2 separate regions of the Homo sapiens genome follow, and region 2 is linked to region 1. A link is an interaction called in ENCODE POLR2A ChIA-PET data of the cell type or tissue named here. Cell type or tissue: Panc1. All regions are shown on one strand. Each heading gives the region's core, and the rest is flanking DNA. Links, peaks and the distances in the headings are about the cores only. Region 1 has its middle 18 kb from the start of CDKN2AIP. Region 2 overlaps ING2-DT (ING2 divergent transcript).

Region 1 (2,920 bases), core at 240-2,739:
TCAACAGATATACACATTGTTATTTTTTATTTCAGACAACACTTCAATAAACCTATCTGTATCTACGGTTGTGCCTCAGTAACCATGGAGGATTGGTTCTACAATGCCCCACGTCAGATACCAAATTCCCTGATATAAAATGGCATAGTATTTCCATAGAACCTACACACATCCTCTTGTACAGTTTAAATCAACTCCGGACTATTTATAATACCTAATGCAATGTAAATGCTATATAAATTACTGTTATACTGTTTTGTTCAGGGAATAATGACAAGAAAAAAATCTGTATATGTTCAGTTCAGACACAATCACCATTAAAAAAAAAAAAACTCCATCTGAGGTTGGTAGAATCCATGGATGCAGAATCCAGGGATATGGAGGGCCAACCCTCAATCTTTATGCACTCGAATTAGTTAGGACTGGGCTTGGAGAGTAAAAGAATGACCCAAATAATTGTGGCTTAGCCAAGACAGATTTTTTAAATATTTGCATTCATTTATTTTTATTTCAATAGTTTTAGGGGTACCAGTGGTTTTTGGTTACGCGGATGAATTGTGTAGTGGTGGAGTCTGAGTTTTTAGTGCACCCTTCCCAGGAATAGTGTACATTGTACCCAACAGGTGATTCCTTATTCCTCACCCCCTCCCCCCCTCCCCCTCCTGTGTCCTCAGTGTCCGTCATACCACTCTGTATGCCTTTGCAGACCCATAGCTTAGCTCCCACTTATAAGCGAGAACATCTGGTACTTGGTTTTCCATTTTGGAGCTGCTTCACTTAGGATACTGGCCTCTAGTTCCATCCAAAGTGCTGCAAAAGACATGATTTCACTCTTTTTTACGGCCGAGTAGTATTCCATGGTATACATATACCACATTTTCTGTATTCATTCATTGGTCAGTGGGTCCCTGGGTTGGTTTGATATCATTGCAACTGTGAATTGTGCTGCAGTAAACATATGCATGCAAGTGTCTTTTGACATAATGACTTATTTTTCTTTGGGTTGATGCCCAGTAGTGGGATTGCTGGATTGAATGGTAGGTTGGTCTACTTTTAGTTCCTTGAGAAATCTCCATACCGTTTTCCATAGAGGTTGTACTAATTTACATCCCCACCAATAGTGTCTAAGTGTTCCCTTTTCACCACATCTGTGCCAAATTCTTTCTTTAAAAACTTTTTAATAAGTGCCATTCTGACTGGAGTAAAATGGTATCTCACTGTGGTTTTCATTTGCATTTCCCTGATGATTGGTGATATTGAACATTTTTTTCACGTTTGTTGCCAAGATAGATATTTCACTGTCTTATGTTCAAGAAGTCTGGAGGAGGTCAGGTCAGAACTGATCTGGAGCTCCCTGGATTCGGGGCTCAAGCTCCTGCTACCTTGCCGTCTCTGCCCTTCACAGCTTCCACTCCGAAGTCCCCACATGGCCCATCTTGCTGCCAGAGCTCCAGCCAGCAGCCTGTATTACAGGAGGAAGAAAGAAACAAGTCCCAGGGAGCATTACTCCTCCTTTTAGAGGTTACTTCCTGGAAGCTGCTACTTCCAGGAAGTATATTGTATTGCCTAGAACGGCAGTGCAAGATCAAACCTAACTATAACGTGTGCTGGGAAATGACATTATTCCAGGTGACCATTTGCCCAGCTCAGCATCATAGGTTCCTCTGTTACTGAGGAAGGCAGGGTGGATGGATATCAGAAAACATCTTGCTCTTATTTCTGTCAGATAAATTTCCAGAAGTAAAATTGCTATATTGAAAGGTACATGCATTTAAACATTTTTAATAAACACTGATAGATACTTTCAACAAAGGCTTCAGTAATTGAATCCCAGCAACAGTGAATGAGAGGATCTATTTCCCTACTCACTAACATGGATGAGGGCAAGACTTTTTTTTTTTGGGGGGGGGGGCGGGGGGTGGGGGACGGAGTCTTGCTCTGTTGCCCAGGCTGGTGTGCGGTGGCTCAACCTCAGCTCACTGCAACCTCTGCTTCCCAGGTTCGAGCAATTCTCCTGACTCAGCCTCCTGAGTAGCTGGAATTACAGGTGCTTGCCACCATACCAGGCTAATTTTTGCATTTTTTTAGTAGACATGGAGTTTCACCATGTTGGCCAGGCTGGTCTCAAACTCTTGACCTCAGGTGATCCACCCGCCTTATCCTCCCAAAGTGCTGGGATTACAGGTGTGAGCCACCATGCCTGGCTGAGATGCAGGCAAAACTTTTTTTTTTTTTTTTTTTTTTTTTAGACAGAGTTTTGCTCTGTCACCCAGGCTGGAGTGCAGTTGCGCGATCTCAGCTCACTGCAAGCTCCGCCTCCCAGGTTCACGCCATTCTCCTGCCTCAGCCTCCCCAGAAGCTGGGACTACAGGCACCCGCCACCACACCAGGCTAATTTTTTGTATTTTTAGTAGAGACAGGGTTTCACTGTGTTAGCCAGGATGGTCTCGATCTCCTGACCTCGTGATCCGCCTGCCTCGGCCTCCCAAAGTGCTGGGATTACAGGTGTGAGCCACCACACCCAGCCTGCAGGCAAAACTTTTAAAGCTTGATAATCTGATAAGCAAAAGAAGTTATCCCACTGTTGTTTTGGTTTGTGTTTACGTGATTACTAGTAAAGCTTAACATCTTTTCACATATTTATTTGCCATTTTCTAGTCCTCTTCTATGACTTGCTTTTTTTTTTTTTTTATTTTTAAGACAGGGTCTCACTCTGTCACCCAGGCTGGAATGCAGTGGTGTGATCTTGGCTCACTGCAACCTCCGCCTCCCGGGTTCAAGCGATTCTCCTGCATCAGCCTCCCGAGTAGCTGGGATTACAGGCACCCACCACCACGCCTGGCTAATTTTTGTATTTTTAGTAGAGACAGGGTTTCGCCATGTTGGTCAGGCTGGTCTCGAACTCCTGACCCCAGGTGAT
Region 2 (2,920 bases), core at 285-2,784, 68 kb after region 1:
TCATAAAAAATTGTTGCATAAAACACTTAAATTTTGATTTAGTACAAATTTAGATTCCGTACAAATAATTCATCAAACTTGAGTTGAGCCTGGAATATATCAGATAAAATCCAAGAAAAAAGTTTTTTGTTTTACAGTTTTTACATACTGCTAAAGTACATATGGGGGAAAATTATGGCTATCATTTGATAATGCAGTCCTATATCTCTTCTTAAATACCTACCATCTTTCATTAGCCTTGCTTGATTTTTACCAATTTTAATCTCTCTTTAATTCTGCCATCATTGCCAATTTGCTTTTATTTATACTTATGCTTATAAGCATTTCCCTAACATGTGTCATGTCCCTATAAAGACTATAAATGTCTCATGGACAAAGACCAAAGCCTTGATTTCATTTAAACCTCGACACTGCAGATACTCACATATGTTGATTATTCTTTTTCAGTGAATCCTATCAAGACTCAGATGGACAAATTGGGCTTTTAAAAAAATCTCTTCAGTACTAGGTATATGGTTGTTTCCTTTGGTGATCCCAGAAGGCCTCACAAGACTCAATAGCAGGTTATATATTAATACGTGGCTCAGATTAATGACAGCAAAGGATACAGGGCAAAAGCAACAGGAAAAGATGTATCAGTGGAGTCCAGAGAGGTCCAACATAGGATTCTGTTGTCCTTTGTCTGCAGCTACACAGGAATTCTGTCTCTCTCTCAGCAAACTATAGACACGTGTGGAATGTCTCTGCCCACAGAATCCCACTTGAGTCTCAGGGTTTAAGGCTTTTGTGGGAGGCTGTTCATGTACTCATACTCTGCTATGGAATTGGCTACGGCAACCAAAACTCAGGGGCCCAATAATAAAACCAGGTGCCTATTTATCAGTCTTGGTGTTTGTGCAACGCAACCTGGCGAGCCAGTATGGAATGGTCCAATGCTCCAGGTGTATACAACAAAATCATCATCACTAACATAAAGAACACTCCAAGGATTGCAATCCAGGGGTTGGCCAAGGTCAAAGATGGTTCCCCTGGAGACATGCAAGGGGTAAGCATCCAGAACTGCTACAGTAACTCTTTTCCTCACAAGGCCCTGCACATCCTTGCTTATCACCTAGTACTAATTCCTGGCTTACTAATAGGAATAATACAAAGCTAATTAAGTCTGGGCACGTGAGAAGATATTTAAACCTATTTTATTGCTAAATCATTCCCTCTAGTCTCTCTACCCTACCCAACATATTCTAGCCTCCAATTTCTATCCTGGTAGATAACATTACATTTGCATTTTGTTATTCCAGAAGGTGCATAAAGTTCTTTGTTTTTTTCTTCTCTTTTCTTTTTTTTGAGATGGAGTCTTGCTCTGTCGCCAGGCTGGAGGGAAATGGCATGATCTCGGCTCACTGCAACCTCCGCCTCCCGAGTTCAAGCGACTCCCCTGCCTCAGCCTTTATGAACAGGCAACATGTAGGCAGCAGTAGTTTATGCTGCTTAGAAGAGAAGGCCTAAGAAGGATAGAGCTCAAAGTTGTAAAATCTACAGGGTTCATATCCTTGTATGATTTACATTTGTATCATTTCCCCCACACACCTGCGTTACCTCCTGGATTTTCTATTTCGTACAGCCTTAACAAGATCTACCTGTGGCCCAAGCCAAAACCCTAGATGATACCTCTTCTCTCCCATCCTCTAAATACAGACACTAAACCCAATTGATATTAGCTCTTAAAGACGCCCTGATCTATTTCCTTCTTTCCATATGACATCATTTTCCTCTTAACTGCTCCTTTCTCTTGCTTCTCTCCCCCTCTCCCCCAGGCCATTATTCATGTCAGCAGGGTTCTCCCTCCCGTTCTTTCCTAGAAAGCCAATGCACCACACACTGAAGAATAATTTTCTGAAAAAGATGTCTTAAGTAATGAGGTATTATTACCACTTATCTCTATTTTCGATTGTTTCCTGTATGTCATAGATCTACTAATATCTATTTTACTGGAAAACAAATTAATTATATCTCAAATTGAAAAAATATGTCCTCAGGATAGAATCAATTGCTTGGAGTTCTCTGAGCCAAAGTGCAACAGAAATAATAAGAGCTGCTTCCTGTGCCTCATCCTCTCTTTGCTTTACGACATCTGGAGTCTTCTCCCAATCTTTCTTTCTCAACTGCTATGTTCAGATTCCTCTTCATTAAATATTTCTGCCAGATTTCATTCCTACAGAAAAGCCCACAGTCAGAAAAGGATTCCTTGGCTAGTTAATATTTCATAGGTCCCTTCCGAGGGTGTAGGCAGATGTTATAGACGGTGTTAACATATAACATCAATCTAAATTTGAATTTTAAAACATCTGATTCATAAAAGTGATAAGAATTGTTCCATCTGAACCTAAAATACTCAAGTGAGATCCTGCAAAAATTGTTAAAGCTCTTAGCAGCAAGTTGAGGGCTATACTGAATGAGAAGAGGGCTACCTACAACTTCTCTTAAACTGCTAAAAATTTTTCACAAAAAATGTGTTTCTAAGCCAAAACTGCCTAGATTAATTCCTAAAGTGAGAAGTCTTCAGAAGCTTCAAATTTACCAACTGTGGTACTTCTTTGCTTTAATTTGTGTAATAATTTATGTGTTATTAGAATGCTGGTATACAAAGATCAGACATGACTAATAAGTAAAAAAAATTATCATAAAAGTGAACTAAATCCAAATATTTGGTGTATCTACTTATCTACTCTTTTCCTGGTAGATAATATTACATTTGCATTTTGTTATTCTAGAAAGTGCATAACGTTCTTTGTTTCTTTTCCTTTTTTTTTGAGACGGAGTCTCGCTCTGTCACCAGGCTGGAGTGCAATGGCACGATCTCGGCTCACTGCAACCTCTGCCTCCCGGGTTCAAGCGATTCCCCTGCCTCAGCCTTCCAAAT

The links. ChIA-PET counts read pairs that join two places held together with the same protein. Peaks named below come from ENCODE experiments on the same cell type or tissue, not always from the same donor. Only the 100,000 strongest peaks of a DNase experiment are listed, where the experiment ranks them.
Region 2: POLR2A ChIA-PET joins it to region 1 with 10 read pairs; 6 of 35 experiments call an interaction of 5 or more read pairs at or near these places.

The regions. Positions count from the first base shown.
Region 1 is chr4:183,425,294-183,428,213 of GRCh38, forward strand. No RefSeq gene overlaps it. Among named protein-coding and RNA genes, the nearest start is that of CDKN2AIP, 18 kb to the right of the region's middle. In Panc1, for the core only: no CTCF peak of the experiment used is centred there; no DNase peak of the experiment used is centred there; H3K27ac peaks cover 220 bases.
Region 2 is chr4:183,493,566-183,496,485 of GRCh38, forward strand. ING2-DT (ING2 divergent transcript) reads right to left here. Exons shown (of 3, transcript NR_033995.2): 3 at 1,172-1,502. Among named protein-coding and RNA genes, the nearest start is that of ING2-DT, 9.5 kb to the right of the region's middle. In Panc1, for the core only: no CTCF peak of the experiment used is centred there; no DNase peak of the experiment used is centred there.